Regions from separate parts of the Homo sapiens genome. Here region 2 is linked to region 1. A link is an interaction called in ENCODE POLR2A ChIA-PET data of the cell type or tissue named here. Cell type or tissue: Caco-2. All regions are shown on one strand.

Region 1 (8,000 bases):
ACGATTTGTTCTACATGCCAAATCTTAACAAAAGTCAAATAACTGACACTCTACAGAAAGTAGAGTGTCACACTGATATGAAATTATAAAAAAAGGGTTCTAAAACCCAGTTGATTAAAGAAAAAAATCTTAGTGAATAAAATATATTGAAATTAAAATATTACTTATTAAAACTTTTGGATTCCATTGGTACAATATTAAAGAGGAAATTCAGAGTCATAAATGCTGATACTAGAAAATAATAATGGTGAGTCTTTGGCAATACCATCATGAACACTCCTGATCTCATCTGATCTCAGAAGAAAATAATAATAGAAAACAGAAACATCTCAGTCTTTGCAGTATGAATTACAAAGAAAATAAAATGCACAAATAAAAATAACAGGAAAAAAGGAAGCATCTTTAAATATGCAAAACCATTAAAGAAACTTGACAAAATTAACTCAAGGTGAAACAGAAAATAAGAATGTTTTCCTGAATTAATAAAGCAAATAATTCTGTAATCAATAAAGCAACTAATTCTGTAATCAATAACCTCCTAAAAAAGAAGGCACTTAACTTATATTTTCAACAACATTTCAGAAATTTAAAAAATTTTAATTATATCCAACCTCTTCTAAGAAAACAAATAAAAAGGGACACTCCAAAACATTACATTTATCAAAACAATTTGTATTAAGATAATGTTCACATAACAAAATATTCACTATTTCAACCATTTTGATTTGTTTAATTTAATAGATGTTAGTATATTTACAATGTTGTGCAGCCATCACCGCTATTTAATTCCAAAACCTTTCCATCACCCCAAAAAGAAACTCCTTCTCTAATCCCCAGAAACTACTAATTTGTTTTCTATCCCTATAGATTTGACTATTCTGGACATTACATAACTGGAATTATAAATTATATACCCATTTGTGTCTGCCTTCCATAACTTAGCATAATTTTTCAAGGTCATCCAAGTTGTAGGATATATAGCTATTTCATTCCTTCTATCAATAAATAATACTGTATTATATAAATATAACACATTGTGTTTATATATTTATCAGCTGATGGGTATTTGGGTTATTTCAGCTTTTTTGCTATTATGAATAATGCTGCTATGAGCATTCACTGAGAATTTTTCAACTCTTAGGTACAAACTATTTTCTTAAGTATATACCTAAGAGTGGAATTGCTGGGTTATATGGTAACTCTATTTTTAATTCTTTAAGAACTGCCAACCTGTTTTTCAAACTGCCTCCACCATTTTGGTGGTTTACGGCTCTATTTTTGTGCTGATGGGCCTCCTGCTGGGAGGTGGCGCTTTCCAGAAAGCATCCGCTGTAGTAGTGTTGAGAGATGACAACATGCTAGCAGTCCTCGCTGGCTCTCAGCGCCTCCTTGGCCTCGGCGTCCACTCTGGTTGCACTCCAGGAGCCACTCAGCCTGCCGCTGCACTGTGAGGGCCCCTCTCTGGGGCTGGTCAAGGCCGGAGCTGGCTCCCTCTGCTCGCAGGGTGTGGAGGGAGAGGCCCTGGTGGGAGCCGGGGCTGTGTGTGGCCCTTGTGGGCTGGTGCAGGTTCGGGGTGGGTGCGGGCTCAGCAGGCCCCACACTTGGGGCGGCTGGCCGGTGCCTGCTGGGCTTGACTGGGAGATGAGCTCTCTCTAGGCAGCTGGAGTGCCAGGGCTGGGTGCTGCAAAGTCCTGTCTGGCAAGTGCCATCAAGAGGTGAAGCCAGCTGGGCTTCTGGGCTGGCTGGGGACTTGGAGAACTTTTCTGCCTAGCTAAAGGACTGTAAATGCACCAATCAGCACTCTGTGTCTAGCTAAAAGTTTGTAAACGCACCAATCAGCACTTTGTGTCTAGCTAATCTGGTGGGGGACTTGAAGAACTTTTGTGTCCAGCTAAAGGATTGTAAATGCACCAATCAGCACTCTGTGTCTAGCTAAAGGTTTGTAAATGCACTAGTCAGCACTCTGTCAAAATGGGCCAATCAGCTCTCTGTAAAATGGACCAATCAGCAGGATGTGGGTGGGGCCAGACAAGGGAATAAAAGCAGGCCACCGGAGCCCACAGCTCAACAGGGTTGGGTCCCCTTCCATGATGTGGGAACTTTGTTCTTTCGCTTTTTGCAGTATAGCTTGCTGCTGCTCACTCTTTGGGTCCACGCCGCCTTTAAGAGCTGTAACACTCACTGCGAAGGTCTGCAGCTTCACTTCTGAGGCCAGCCAGACCATGAACCCACTGGGAGGAATGAGCAACTCTGGACACACAATCTTTAAGAACTGTTAACACTCACCAGGAGGGTCTGCGGCTTCATTCTTAAACTCAGCGAGACCAAGAACCCACCAATTCCGGACACTGTGGAGAGAGACCAGTGGTGGGCAGGGCTCCAGAACTCCAAAGATCATATGTTCTTTGTCTTCTGCTACCAGGGTGGATATGGAAGGACCATCAGGTGGGGGCAGGGCTAGGCGTGCCTGAGCTCAGACTCTCCTTGGGGAGGTCTTGCTTTGGCTGCTGTAGGGGATGGAGGTGAGATTCCCAGGTCACTGGAGTTGTGTACCTAGAAGGATTATGGCTGACTCTGCTGAGTCATGCAGGTTGTCAGGGAAGTGGGGGAAAGCTAGCTTCCATGCACACTGAAAGGCTGGTCTCACTCCCACAATGCCCCTTGCGATAGCTCGGAGTCTGTTTCCAGGCCGAAGGCAAATCTGGCTTGAAAACTTACCTGAGGCTTTCTGCCTCCCGACTGACAAAGAAATGCGCTTCAGTTATTACCCTGCCTGTGAAGTCTGCAAGCCGGATTCACACCCTCCCCTGAGTTCTGGCCAGGAGGCTTCTCGCCGCATTCAATTTTTTATAAAGTTCAGCTAGAGAAGTCCTTCTCCCTGTGAAGTTTTACCCCCTGCTCCTCTGGCCACCCTCCTGATGGATGCCTGTGGTGCCAGGCAAGAATGGGTTACTTGGGGATCCAGCGGCCTTCCAGTGCCTTTCTGCTACTTCCTCTACTCCTGTATGTCTCTCAGCTCAGCTCTCTAACTTGACTCAGCTCCAGGTGAAGTCAGGAACTTCTCCCACAAACAGACTTTCAGCTTCTCCAGTGGGGGTGTGTGTTCAGGAGATGAGGGTCTCCCTTTCCCATTTCCGTGGTTAGGGGACTTAAAAGTATTTGGGGTGTCTCCCAGGTCCTGCAAGAGCAGTCTGCTTCCTTCGGGGGGTCTGTGGGTCCTGTGAGGATTGCTAGTCTGTTCTTGCAGTCCATCTGGAGCTAAAACTCACAATGCAAGCCTCCGCATGCTGCTCTGTCCAGAGCTGCAATCTAGTTCTGCCTCCTGTCTGTCATAATCCCTCATGACCCTTGAGCTTTTTTTTCATATGATTGTTGGCAGCATGTATGTCTTCTTTTGAGAAGTGTCTGTTCATGTCTTTGCCTACTTTTTAAAGGTTTTTTTTTTTTTTTTGTAAATTTGTTTAAGTTCCTTGTGGATGCTGTATATTGGACCTTTGTCGAATGCATAGCTTGCAAAAATTTTCTCCCATTCTGCAGGTTGTCTTTTTACTCTGTTAATAGTTTTTTTTTGCTGCCCAGAAGCTCTTTAGTTTAATTACATCCCATTCGTCAATTTTTTGCTTTTTTCACAATTGCTTTTGGTGTCATTGTTATAAAATCTTCGCCCATGCCTATGTCCTGAATGGTATTGCCTAGGTTGTCTTCCAGGGTTCTTATAGTTTTGTGTTTCACATTTAAGTCTTTAATCCATTTAATCCTGTATATGAAGACCGATCTTTATGTTTAGAAATTCTTTCATCTTCTTAATCTAGTCTATTGTTGAGGTTCTCAAATTGTATTATTTTATTTATTGAATTATTCAATTTCAGCTGTTAAATTCCTTTTCACTGATTTTATGGATTTGTTTGGTTGAAATCTGTTGCTGGAGAATTATTGTTTTTCCTTCAGAGATGCTATATTTCCTTGCTCTTTAATGTTTCTTATGTCCTTACATTGATATTTGAATATCTGGTAAAACAGTTGCTTCTTCTAATTTTATAGATTGGCTTTGGTAGTAAACGACTGACTTCTGTAGCTGTATCTATACTGTTGAATCAGTAAGACACTTTGCCTTTAGTTCTGGGTTGGTTCAGTAGTTTAGACTTCTATGATTTCTTCAGCTATAATCAGCATCACTGATGTCTGTGAGCTCCTCAGTGTCTTAGCCTTCATTGTTGATGGAGGCTGTGGTGAGATTTTGCTGGGGAAAGACAGGCCAGGCAGTTTGGTCCTTGGGCACCAGTTGCATTGGTCTTTGAACTTGTGGGTGATTTACGTGGGCACTAGTGGTTGAAGTTTCAGGCAGGCCATCCTTGGGCCTTCAGGTGGCTTTTTTTGTTTGTTTGTTTGTTTTTGAGAAGGAGTTTTGCTCTTGTTGCCCAGGCTGGAGTGCAGTGGCGTGATCTCAGCTCACTGCAACCTCTGCCTCCCGGGTTCAAGCAATTCTTCTGCCTCAGCCTCCTGAGTAGCTGGGACTACAGGCATGGGCCTCCACGCTCGGCTAATTTTGTAGTGTTTTTTTTTTTTTTTTTTTAGTAGAGATGGAGTTTCTCCATGTTGGTCAGGCTGGTCTCGAACTCCCGACCTCGGGTGATCTGCCCCCCTCAGCTTTCCAAAGTGCTAGGATTACAGGCGTGAGTCAGGTGGCTTTCTCAAGTGCCAGCAGTGACAGTGGTGAGCTAGGTAGATAGGCATGCCCTCAAGACCCTGGGAGGCATGTGTAGCATCAGCAATTGCAGTAGTCATAGCAGGTGAACTCTTGGGACCCCAGATGGCATGTGCAGACACCAACAGTCATGGCAACATGATGGACAGAGTAGTCCTCAGGCTTTCACCTGGTGCAAATATGTTGGCACTGGTGGCAGCGGTGATGGCAGGCTAGGAAGTCCTATCCTTAGGCTCTCAGGAGACACACAGGCACTTGATGGTGATAGGCATAGTGGATTAATCCCCAGGCTCCCAGACAATGTGCACAGGCACCACCAGGCTGGGTGGGCTCATACTCAGGTCACAAGAAGGCATGCACAGGTGCCAATGACAGAGAGCAGTGTGGGTTGATCCCCAGCCTCCTGGACAACGAGCTTGGGTAGTGGTAGTGACAGCAATGGGTGGGATGGGCATGTGTTCTGGCCCTGGAATAGTGCCCAGGCAGGCGAGTCCCCAGATCCCCTGAGGATGCCTGCAGGTGTGCAGTGGCCCTGCTCCTGGGGGTCAGGATAGCTGTCAGTGTCAGTGGCCCTGGGAAGGTGACACTCCACTTGTGAAGAGTGCCTGCTTCAGCTCCCTTTGTTCTGGGGGCAGCCTCCCTAGTGAATGGCACTGCCAGTTCCCTGGAGTGCAGGACACTTTGTAGGCTAGAGTGATGGGGACCAGCCTACACTGGTGAGTTCAGCTGGTATTGTGACTCTGCAGGCCTCTGGATGGACAAGAGGGAATGTCACTGAGGGTCCAGAGATGTGGAGATGCAGGGGATGTTGGGCCCCAGGGCAAGATGTAGTCTGTTGGGGGCTGGGCTCTCAAAATGGCACTGTGCCACAGCTGCCTGTGTCTGGGGGTGGGTGCAGATGATCCAGTGCCAACTCCTTCTCTGGGACAATGACCATCACATAGATTCCAGGCAGCTCCCTATAGTAGTCTCAGGGCCTGCGAGGGCTGAGAGACTGTCCCTTGGCTAGGATTGCAGTGTCCACAGTGGGAATATGGACCACTGGGGCTCTCTTTTTTACCTTTTCACCACACTGGAGAGCCTGTCCTGGCTTTAAGCTGATTCTGGCTGGGCTGCTGCTTCATTTTCCTTTCCTTCCATACCTCAGAGATTCCTTGTCACTTTGCTGCTGAATTCTAGTGCCCTCTTTTATGCCCTCTTCAAGGTATGATTATCTACTTGCTGGTTTGGTCTTTCTTTGGGAGGGCACAGTGCCTGGTACCTCTAGTCAGCCATCTTGAAGGCCACCTCCTAGCAATGAGAGGATAATATTCTATGTGACGGCCTTAATATACGTGTCCAAACTGCTTCTTTTCTAGGGAAGAACTTACTCTAAGAAATAAATGTTATATAGTGCAAAAATATATTAAAGGGTCAGTTGGTGATGTAGTTTCAAGAGTGGCACTGAGGAAAACTTGGCACTTCCACAGGGCCGAGTTGGTTGGAATATATCTCAGTCTCTGAGATTTTGAACCCAATGTTTTGAACTTTTTGAGATTTCAAGTAGCCCACGTGACATAACTTAACATTCTTTCTTGGCCAAATCAGGCATGGTGAAAAATAAAATCCAGCTAATATACTTTTAAATATCTTGATTCTATACTCTTTCAATAACCAAGGGGAGGCCCCCCACTACTTTACACAAAAATGAAAACTCTATGAATGAGAATCTCTTCACACAAAGCAACTAAAGTTGTGTCTAAATGGAGCAAAATGGTGACAGGTGGCAAAAGCACTCAGTGGCTGTAGTAGGTAGAATAATGTCCCCTCTGTCTCCCACCAAAGCTATCCACATTCTAACTCCTGGGTCCTGTGAATATGCCACCTTGTAAGGCAAAGGGAAATTGAGGTTTCATGTGAAATTAAGGCTGTTAATCAGCTGACCTTAAAATAGGGAGATTATCTTAGATCATCCAGGTGGGCCCAATGTAATCATGAGTCCTAAAAAATGGAACAGTGGGGAGAAGAAGAATTCAGAATGATGGAATGTGAGGACTCAACGCTCCTTTGCTGGCTTTGAAAATGGATGAAGGAAGCTATGGTGCACAGGACTAACCTGCCATTGCTGGGATAAAGGTGCAGGAAGAAAACTGCAGAGCTTCCAGAAGAAAGCTCAGCCCTGCTGACACCTTGATGTTGGCCCGCTGAGATCCATCTGAAACCTGCAGCCTATAGAACTGTCAGATAATGCATTTGTGTTGCTTTAAGCCACTAAGTTTGTTGTAATTTTTGATAGCAGCCTTAGGAAGCCAATGCAGTGTTTTAAAAGATGGAAGAAAATGCTGAATGATTATGCCCAGAAAAAGCTGGGGACTAAAGGAATTCCCTGAATCTTGGCCAGGCATACAGGTACAGACCCAGGGAATTGCCTTTGAAAAGGGTGCTGAAGAAATTGCCTTTAATCTGAGTGCACCTCTTTTTATAATTTAGATTTCTGGTGAAGTCTGGTTGACGTGATTGTGTAATTTTCCCATGTGCTGCACCTTTATCAGGGAGAGACAGACCCCTGCAAGGCTGCATGGAATAGGATGGTGCATTTTCCCAGTAAAAAAGGGGAGTGGTCTTCCCACACTCAGGGTGAAGGGTTACAGTGCGAGACAAAAGCAATAGGTATGGTGAAAGTTCCCCCACCCTGCTGCAGGTCATTTTCAACTAAGAGCTCATCTAGATGGGATAGAAAGATACTGGAAACCAAACAGTAATCAAGTCATAACATGTAATATAAACTTATTTCTTTCTTTCTTTTTTTTTTTTTGAGACAGTGTCTTTCTCTGTCTCCCAGGCTGGAGTGCAGTGTCAGGATCTCGGCTCACTGCAGCCTCCACCTCATGGGTTCAAGCGATTCTGCTTCAGCCTCCTGAGTAGCTGGGATTACAGGTGCCTGCCACCATGCCTGGCTAAATTTTTGTATTTTTAAAAGAGACAGGGTTTCACCATGTTGGCCAGAATGGTCTTGATCTCCTGACCTCATGATCCACCCACCTTGGCCTCCCAAAGTGCTAGGATTACAGGCATGAGTCACCGCACCCAGCCAGTAATATAAACTTTTAAAAGAGTTTTGTGCTGGTTGGTTTTGGTTTATTCTTTTTTGAGGATTCAATAAAAATCCCTGTGAGAAAAATGGAGAGAGGGAAAGGGAGACAGGGAGACAGAGAGAGGGAGAGAGAAAAAAGAGAACATAAAACCTCCAGAAAACAACAGGCTTCAGTCCTTTTTGGGTGTAGTGCTCTCAATTCTTGGTTGATGCCCCAGAGGC
Region 2 (8,000 bases), 350 kb before region 1:
ACTCAGGAGGCTGAGGCAGGAGAATCACTTGAACCTGGGAGGTGGAGGTTGCAGTGAGCTGAGATTGTGCCACTGCACTCCACCCTGGGCAACAAGAGCAAAACTCTATCTCAAGAAAAAAAAAAAGAAATGCGTATTACAAGTTTCTCTCCCTTGCCTCCCTCCCTTTCCTCCCTCCCTTTCCTCCCTCCCTTTCCTTCCTCCCCTTCCTTCCTTCCTTTCTTTCTTTTTTTCGTTCTTTCTTTCTTTTGACAAGGTCTCACTCTGTTGCCCAGGCTGGAGTGCAGTGGCACGATCTACAATCTCTGCCTCCTGGGCTCAACTGACCTGCCCACCTCAGCCTCCTGAGTAGCTGGGACTGCAGGCATGTGCCACCACACCTGACTAATTTTTTTTATTTTTTAGTAGAGATGGGGTTTTGCCATCTTGCCCAGGCTGGTCTCGAACTCCTGAGCTCAAGTGATCTGCCCATCTCGACATCCCACAGTGTTGGGATTACAGGCGTGAGCCGTAACACCTGGCCTACAAATTACTTTTCCTCTGCTTTTTCTTTAGTTATATCATCATGTTCAGGATATTAAAGGGGTGGTAGCAAAATAAATGTTATAGGGAGACCTCAGGTCCAATGTGGTCGAGAGACACAGCCCAAAGTTTTGCGAGATGCATGAACCAAGATGCTTCAGGAGGGCGTACGGCTCATTTCTGTAATCCCACACTTTGGGAGGCTGAGGTGGGAGGATCACTTGAGTCCAGGAATTTGAGACCAGCCTGGGCAACATATGGAGACTTTGTCTCAGGAAAAAAAAAAAAGAATGCTTTGCACACAGCCTCATAATGTGAGAGACTCTCCCTTCTTGAGCTGTTTAGGGCTGGCAGAAAAGAGGCCACTATGCACAGTGTGCAGTTTCTTCCCTCAGATCTTTGGAGGAGTCATTCCCAGTCTAAATCCCTAAATCAAGCAACCCCAGGATGGGTCACTCCAACTTCATTTCCCAGGCTCTCCTTTGGGCCTGCTTCCTTATTTCTGTAATGCGGAAACTCAACAACCAAGAAGGTGAACTGTTGGCATTGTACCGACATTTGGCACAGTGTCTGTGAAATAGTCACCCATATTAATGCAAACTGAAGGGCTCCTCCACTTCAGTTCACCAGTGAATGGGGTTTGGCATTTCCATGTCCTCGTTTCCTCTTCCTGAGCCAGTCCCTCACCACCCCAGATCACCCCCTGGCCCACCTGCTCATGCAACTTGTCCTCGGGGCCTGGCTTTTCCTTGTGGTGCTTGGCGTTCATGCAGACATTGAGAAGCTCAGTCCTGGCCCATGCAATCCTTGTCTGAGCCTCCCCTACTACAGCCACCCACACTAGAAGGAGCAGCAGCTGTGTTGTCATCCGCTGAGCCATGTCTGTCCCTGAAGAAAGAGCTGTGGTCAGTGGCACCAAGGAATGCGGAGGTGGGGCCTTAAGTTGTGTGCAGGGCTCCAGGAGGGTGGGGCCTGGACGGAAGCCTGGGGCAGATAGAGCCCTGCCCCCATCTCCCTCAGTTTTCCCAGATCCAATGAAAGGTAGGATTAGACACCACCCCTCCCTGGCTTGAGCCTCATTGCCTTCTCCAGGTGGTCACGAGGTTCAGGTGATATAATTCAAGGATGGATTTGGGCAAAATGCAGAAATAGCCAGGAGTTTGCCATAGGTCCACAATGCCTTATTCAAATGTTTCAGGGTTAAAATTTTTTAGGATTTCATCAAAGGTGATTCAAAGAAAATATAATTTTCATATACCCAATAATCAAGTGTATATTCTGGGGTGAAACAGTTACACTAGTGGGATAAATTAAAACTATACATAAACTCACATTAATTTTCAGGTCAGATTTTGACACCAAATTACTTCATTGTAAAAGTTTACAAAAATGGGCTGGGCGCGGTGGCTCATGCCTGTAATCCCAGCACTTTGGAAGGCTGAGGTGGGTGGATCACCTGAGGTCAGAAGTTTGAGACCAGCCTGGCCAACATAGTGAAACCCTGTCTCTACTAAAAATACAAAATGAGCTGGGTGCGGTGTCGTGTGCCTGTAGTCCCAGCTACGTGGGAGGCTGAGGCAGGAGAATCACTTGAATCCAGGAGGTGGAGGTTACAGTGAGCCAAGATTGTGCCATTGCACTCTAGCCTGGGTGACAGAGCGAGACTCCATCTCAAAAAAAAAAAAAAAGTTTATAAAAATGTTTTAGTTGGGGGGGCTGCAGTGTGGTTTTTGTTAGTTTGTTTTGCTTTTTAAACCTTGGTCCCAGCCCCTTTCTAGCCTCATCACTCAAGCTAGTTTAGTAGGCCCTTCCCGGAAACCATGGGATCTTGGTGGGGTGGGGTCACAGGACATGGGTGCTGGCAGGGGACAGCCAGCTGGACAGCCCTGGGGCCTTGGGGAGCTCCTGTGCCCCCTACCACAGAGCTGGCTTCTCCTTGGTCATCACAGAACTTCAATCCTTTGACCTCAGACACTGAATTTTGGGAGGCGACTGTTTCCTTCACTCCACTGGACACCAGGTGTCTGGGCCCTCCTAAAATGCTCAGAATTTATTTCCTATGACTTCTCTCCATCTGTCTCCTCTAACTCATCTTCCACATACCAGTCGCTAAAGTGGACATGCCTTTCCCGCTCACAAGCTTGCCTTGCCCCCGTGCTGCCCCTCCTCTCCTCTTGACAGGGCCTCCTTGACAGGGGTCTAGGCAGGGCCTGAGCTGGGCTGTCTCCAGGCCGACTGCACAGCAGGGCTCATATAAGCCTGGAATTGAATTCCCACCCAGCAGCTCTCTTTCCTGCTCCACAATCCATTACTCTGCTACTCTATTGATTCCAGTGTTCATTCACTCTCTCATGGTTGATTCATTCATTCCAGGATCCAATCATGCCCCTGTGGACCTGCTCACTCACTAACCTTGAGGGCCACGCCGGAGAAATCTGTACTCTCAGGGAATACCAGGTGATCCTTTGGGTTCAGTTCCTGCGGGAACAAACCCTAACTGTTTAGAGCACAGGGTTCCCGTTCAACCTGTCCCGACCCCAGCCCTCACTCCACCTTCTCCTTGGCCTTGGGGGAAAGAGAAGCAAACTATCTTGAGGCTTAGCTTTCTCCTGCAAGGATTAAATGTAAGAAGGGGGAAATCAACAAATGATAGCCAGTTTAATCTTTGTGGAATCATTTCAGCACAGATGAGGGCCATGCCCCAAGTCACACAGTAGGGACCACCCAAGTTCAGGCCAGAGCTCTTTTGGCCTTTGCCCCCTGCACCTTCAGAGTGCTGAGGCTCTCATGGGTGCGGCCAACACACAGTGCTGGGGATGGGGGCTGAGAAAATCCTTTCCCCAGCCCCCAGTGGAGCCCACCTGTTCAGTCAGTAGTCTCTCTTGCTGTGGCTGCTTCTGAAGCCAGGCTCTCTTCCTGTCCTTTTGAGCAGCATCACTCTGCAAGCTCCTTTCCCACCTGCCTAGTCTCACCTTCAGGTCTTAGTCCAGCTGTGACCCCTCCCCACCAACAATCATGACCCCCACACCCAACCTTGGGGCCCCAGACTAGAAGAGCTGAGAACTCAGCTCTGGACTGAAGGGCTAGAGCCCAGGTACTAGTTCAGGGGGATGAACACTAACTTGTCGTTTAACCTTGAGCAGGCCACACTCTGGTCTGGGCCTCAGTCTCCACTTCAAGATTCTCTGGCCTTCAGGCAAACAGAGGGCCCTTCCAGTTCAGAAAATCCTTAACACATGGTGGGAATGCCATAGGGTGTGTGGCCTCTGAAGGGGGATGGGGAGTGTCACATACCTGGGAGAGGAGGTGGCTCTCCGTCTGGCTCAGGCTTCTGCTCTGCTCTACACTCCCCCTTGCCTTATTCCAGGGGACAGCTGTGGTTTAGTGGCCTAGGAGACAGGCAGGGAGTGGGAATGGAGCCCAGGAGTGGAGCCTGGGATTGGGCGAAGGCCACTCAGCAGTTAATTATTGTATGTGAGCACCAGCCAGGCCTCCATGGGGTAGTGGGAGGGGGTGAATTAACAGTGCAGGCCTAAGGCCAGTCCCTAAGCTCCACCTACCCAATTTTTTCCCAAACACTGAGGTCTGAAAAAAATCTTGCAGCCTGAGCTGCCAGGATCCTTTGAGCTAATCTCATCAGTTTCCAACCCCTCTGTCCTGTTAGGCAGATGAGGAAAATGAGATCCGGAGGATCAAGGCAAGGGCTAGAGCCCAGGCTTCCAACCTCCCAGTCAGCTATAGAGAGCAAGGATCTCCCAAGGCCATAAATTGTAGAGCCACCAACTCCCCCAACCCCATTAGCCCAGGTGTCACCCATCACCAGCCACAAAATCACAGATGTTCTGAATCTTTTGATCAGATCTTCAATTGTTTGAAGGGCCAAGCTCTCCTTCCATCCCCAACTCATGGACCCCCTCTCCCGGCAACTCAGGTATCCTTTCTACAGCACCTGTGATTCTGGGCTAACTCTTCCCTCCATCTCCACCCCAGTCAATGACAGAAGCCTTCATTTTTTTTATTCTCTGAGCCCATGGTGGTACCACAGATGGGAAAAGGGAGAGGGAGGGGCAGGTTTGGGCAGGAAGAAACATAGAACACTGTTTTGTCGAGGTGCCTGTGTGCCCTTGGCCCGGGGAAGGTGGTTGTAGAGGGGAAAGCTCAGGGGAAGAGTCCAGGTTGGATGCAGATGTGGGAACCATCAGACTATGAGTGGCAGTAAGTGTAGGGAAAATGGGGGCCCAGTAATCTGGGCAATGCCACAAGAAAGGACCCAAGGAGGAGGCAGGCAGGGGAGCCTGAGAAGACAGTTGGATCTCTAGAGGAAAATCAACCAAGAAGGAAGGCTCTCTAGGGCCTGCAAGCAGACCAATTCCCAGGAGATCCCAGCTTATGTCCTGCAACAGTGAGCCATACCTGAATCTTGTGACAACCTGAGAAGTGTCAACTTAAAATCACCAGATCTATATATTTGGAAACAATATTTTTTCTTATGTCAGGTTGTAACCTGCAGGCTGGTAAGTGGAGCCTTTGGCTGAGACCAAAAGCAGGCAATTTGAGGGAGGAAGGGTGGGACAGGAGTTTTATGTAAAATGGGTTGGCTAGCATACATATTAATGGGTTATAGGAAAAGCTATGAATGTTCATGAAAGGGAGCCACATGCATGTATACTAAGCAAACATACATGTTACATACATCTTGTGTTCACTTTGGGGTTGAGATTTAACATTAATTTTTTTATTTTTTCATTTATTTATTTATTTTTGAGTCGGAGACTTGCTCTGTAGCCCAAGCTGGAGTGCAGTGGCACGATCTTGGCTCACTGCAACCTCCGCCTCCCAGATTCAAGAGATTCTCCTGCCTCAGCCTCCCGAGTAGCTGGAATTATAGGCGCCTGACACCATGCCTGGCTAATTTTTGTATTTTTAGTAGAGATGGGGTTTTACCATGTTGGCTAGGCTGGTCTCAAACTCCTGACCTCAAGTGATCCGCCTACCTCAGCCTCCCAAAGTGCTGGGATTACAAGTGTGAGCCGCGGCACCTGGCCTGTTTTTTTTTTTTTTTTTTTTTTTTGGGCAGAGTCTCACTCTATCACCCAGGCTGGAGTGCCGTGTCACAATCTCGGCTCACCGCAACCTCCACCTCATGGGTTCAAGTGATTCTCCTGCCTCAGCCTCTAGAGTAGCTGGGATTATAGGTGTGCACCACCACACCCAGCTATTTTTTGATATTATTTCTTAGTAGAGATGGGGTTTCACTGTGTTGGCCAGGCTTGTCTCAAATTCCTGGCCTCAAGTGATCTGCCCACCTTGGCCTCCCAAAGTGCTGGGATTATAGGTGCGAGCCACGGCACCCGGCCTATTTATATTTTTATTTAAAAATAGTGAAAGAAGGCTGGGTGCAGTGGCTCATGCCTGTAATCCCAGCACTTTGGGAGGCCGAGATGGGCGGATCACCTGAGGTTAGGAGTTCGAAACCAGCCTGGCCAACATGGTGAAAACCCGTCTCTACTAAAAATAAAAAAATTAGCTGGGCATGGTGGCGCACACCTGTAATCCTAGCTACTATTGGGGGCTGAGGCAGAATTGCTTGAACCTGGGAGGCAGAGGTTGCAGTGAGCCAAGATCACACCACTGCACTCCAGCCTGGGCAACACAGCAAGACTCCGTCCCCCGCCCCCGCAAAAAAAGAGAGAGACAGGGTCTCACTATATTGCCCAGGCTGGTCTCGAACTCCTAGGCTCAAGCAATCCTCCCACCTTGGCCTCCCAAGGTGCTAGGATTGCAGGTGTGAGCCACCATGCCCAGCCAAGACTTAACCTTAAAATGCAGTCTTAGGCCTGGCATGGTGGCTCGCGCCTGTAATCCAAGCACTTTGGGAGGCCGAGGCGGGCGGATCACGAGGTCAGGAGATCGAGACCATCCTGGCTAACATGTGTTATGGTGAAACCCTGTCTCTACTAAAAATACAAAAAATTAGCCGGGTGTGGTGGCGGGTGCCTGTAGTCCCAGCTACTCGGGAGGCTGAGGCAGGAGAATGGCATGAACCCGGGAGGTGGAGCTTGCAGTGAGCCAAGATGGTGCCACTGCACTCCAGCCTGGGTGACAGAGCGAGACTACGTCTCAAAAAAAAAAAAAAAAAAATGCAGACTTAGGCTGTACACATCAAAAGGCGAAACATAGGACACAAAGGCACTTTGTGTGCCGCCTCTCTAAATTGGCCAGAACCACCCCATGGTTAATAGGAATTGATCAGGAAGGAATGCTTTGTGAGCTGGTCAGCTGTCATATCAAAATCACAAAAAGAGGCCGGGCCCAGTGGCTCATGCCTGTAATCCCAGCACTTTGGGAGGCTAAGGCAGGTGGATCCTTTGAGCCCAGGAGTTTGAGACAAGCCTGGGCAACACAGCAGAACTCCATATCCACAAAAAAATACAAAAGTTAGCTAGGCATGGTGGTGTGTGCCTGTAGTCCCAGCAACTTGGGAGACTGAGGCGGGAAGATCACTTGAACCCAGGAGGCAGAGGCTGTAATGAGCCGAGATCATGCCATTGCACTCCAGCCTGGGTGACAGAGCCTGTCTCAAAAAAAAAAAAAAAAAAAGAGACCCTGTCTCCAAAAAAAAAACAAAAACAAGAACAAAACAAAATAAAAACACGAAAAAAAGAGGGACGTCTGGCCACAGCATCAGGTGGTTGAAGTTGAAATCAGCAGGATTCTTCCATCTGTTTTCCAGGACTGGTTTCTTCTTAACTGTTAGGAAAAAAGTCGGTAACAGTAAGGAAGAGGGTGTACTGGGGTGTGACCAGCCTCCTGTCTTATCATAGCCAAGAAACTTAGATTTTGAAGTTTTTGTGGGGTCTCCTTGGCCAAGATGGGTTTGTTCAGTCAGTTGAGGGGGCTTTGATTTTCTTTTCTTTTCTTTTCCTTTTTTTTTCTGAGACAGAGTCTCGCTCTCTCACCCAGGCTGGAGTGCAGTGGCGTGATCTCGGCTCACTGCAACCTCTGCCTCCCAGGTTCAAGCGATTCTCCTGGCTCAGCCTCCTGAGTAGCTGGGATTACAGGCACCCACCACCATGCCTGGCTAATTTTTGTATATTTAGAAGGGACAGGGTTTCACCATGTTGGCAAACCTGGTCTTGAACTCCTGACCTCAGGTGATCCACCTGCCTCGGCCTCCCAAAGTGTTGGGATTACAGGTGTGAGCCACCGCACCCGGCGGGTTTTCTTTTTATTTCACATTTCCTCTTTTTAGCTGAGATCAGCCACAGGCAGCATCAATGGCAAAATTTGTATCATGTTGTTGCCAGGATGGTGAGGTTGCCTGCTCCAGGTCCATCCAGTCCTTTGGTGGGACCCTTGTGGCCAAGAGACTTATAGCCAATTGAACTCTGGCCAGACAGGAATAGAGGTGGGCAGACCTCAACCCCTAAGGTCTATCAAGCAACATAAAGGCCAAAAGGTAGGGCTACCAATTTAAC

The links. Peaks named below come from ENCODE experiments on the same cell type or tissue, not always from the same donor. Only the 100,000 strongest peaks of a DNase experiment are listed, where the experiment ranks them.
Region 2: POLR2A ChIA-PET joins it to region 1 with 5 read pairs; 1 of 35 experiments calls an interaction of 5 or more read pairs at or near these places.

What each region holds. Positions count from the first base shown.
Region 1 is chr11:71,837,511-71,845,510 of GRCh38, reverse strand. DEFB108B (defensin beta 108B) reads right to left here. Exons shown (of 2, transcript NM_001002035.2): 2 at 7,801-8,000. The coding sequence ends at 7,949. All of the region lies in intron 6 of XNDC1N-ZNF705EP-ALG1L9P (XNDC1N-ZNF705EP-ALG1L9P readthrough), which reads left to right. It also overlaps the pseudogene RNA5SP342. Among named protein-coding and RNA genes, the nearest start is that of DEFB108B, 8.3 kb to the right of the region's middle. In Caco-2, no CTCF peak of the experiment used is centred here; DNase peaks (open chromatin) are centred at 2,650 and 3,250.
Region 2 is chr11:72,185,576-72,193,575 of GRCh38, reverse strand. It overlaps FOLR1 (folate receptor alpha), which reads right to left and starts at 1,436. Exons shown (of 4, transcript NM_016729.3): 1 at 1,235-1,436. The coding sequence starts at 1,402. All of the region lies in intron 2 of FOLR1-AS1 (FOLR1 antisense RNA 1), which reads left to right. In Caco-2, no CTCF peak of the experiment used is centred here; DNase peaks (open chromatin) are centred at 1,445, 2,655 and 3,845.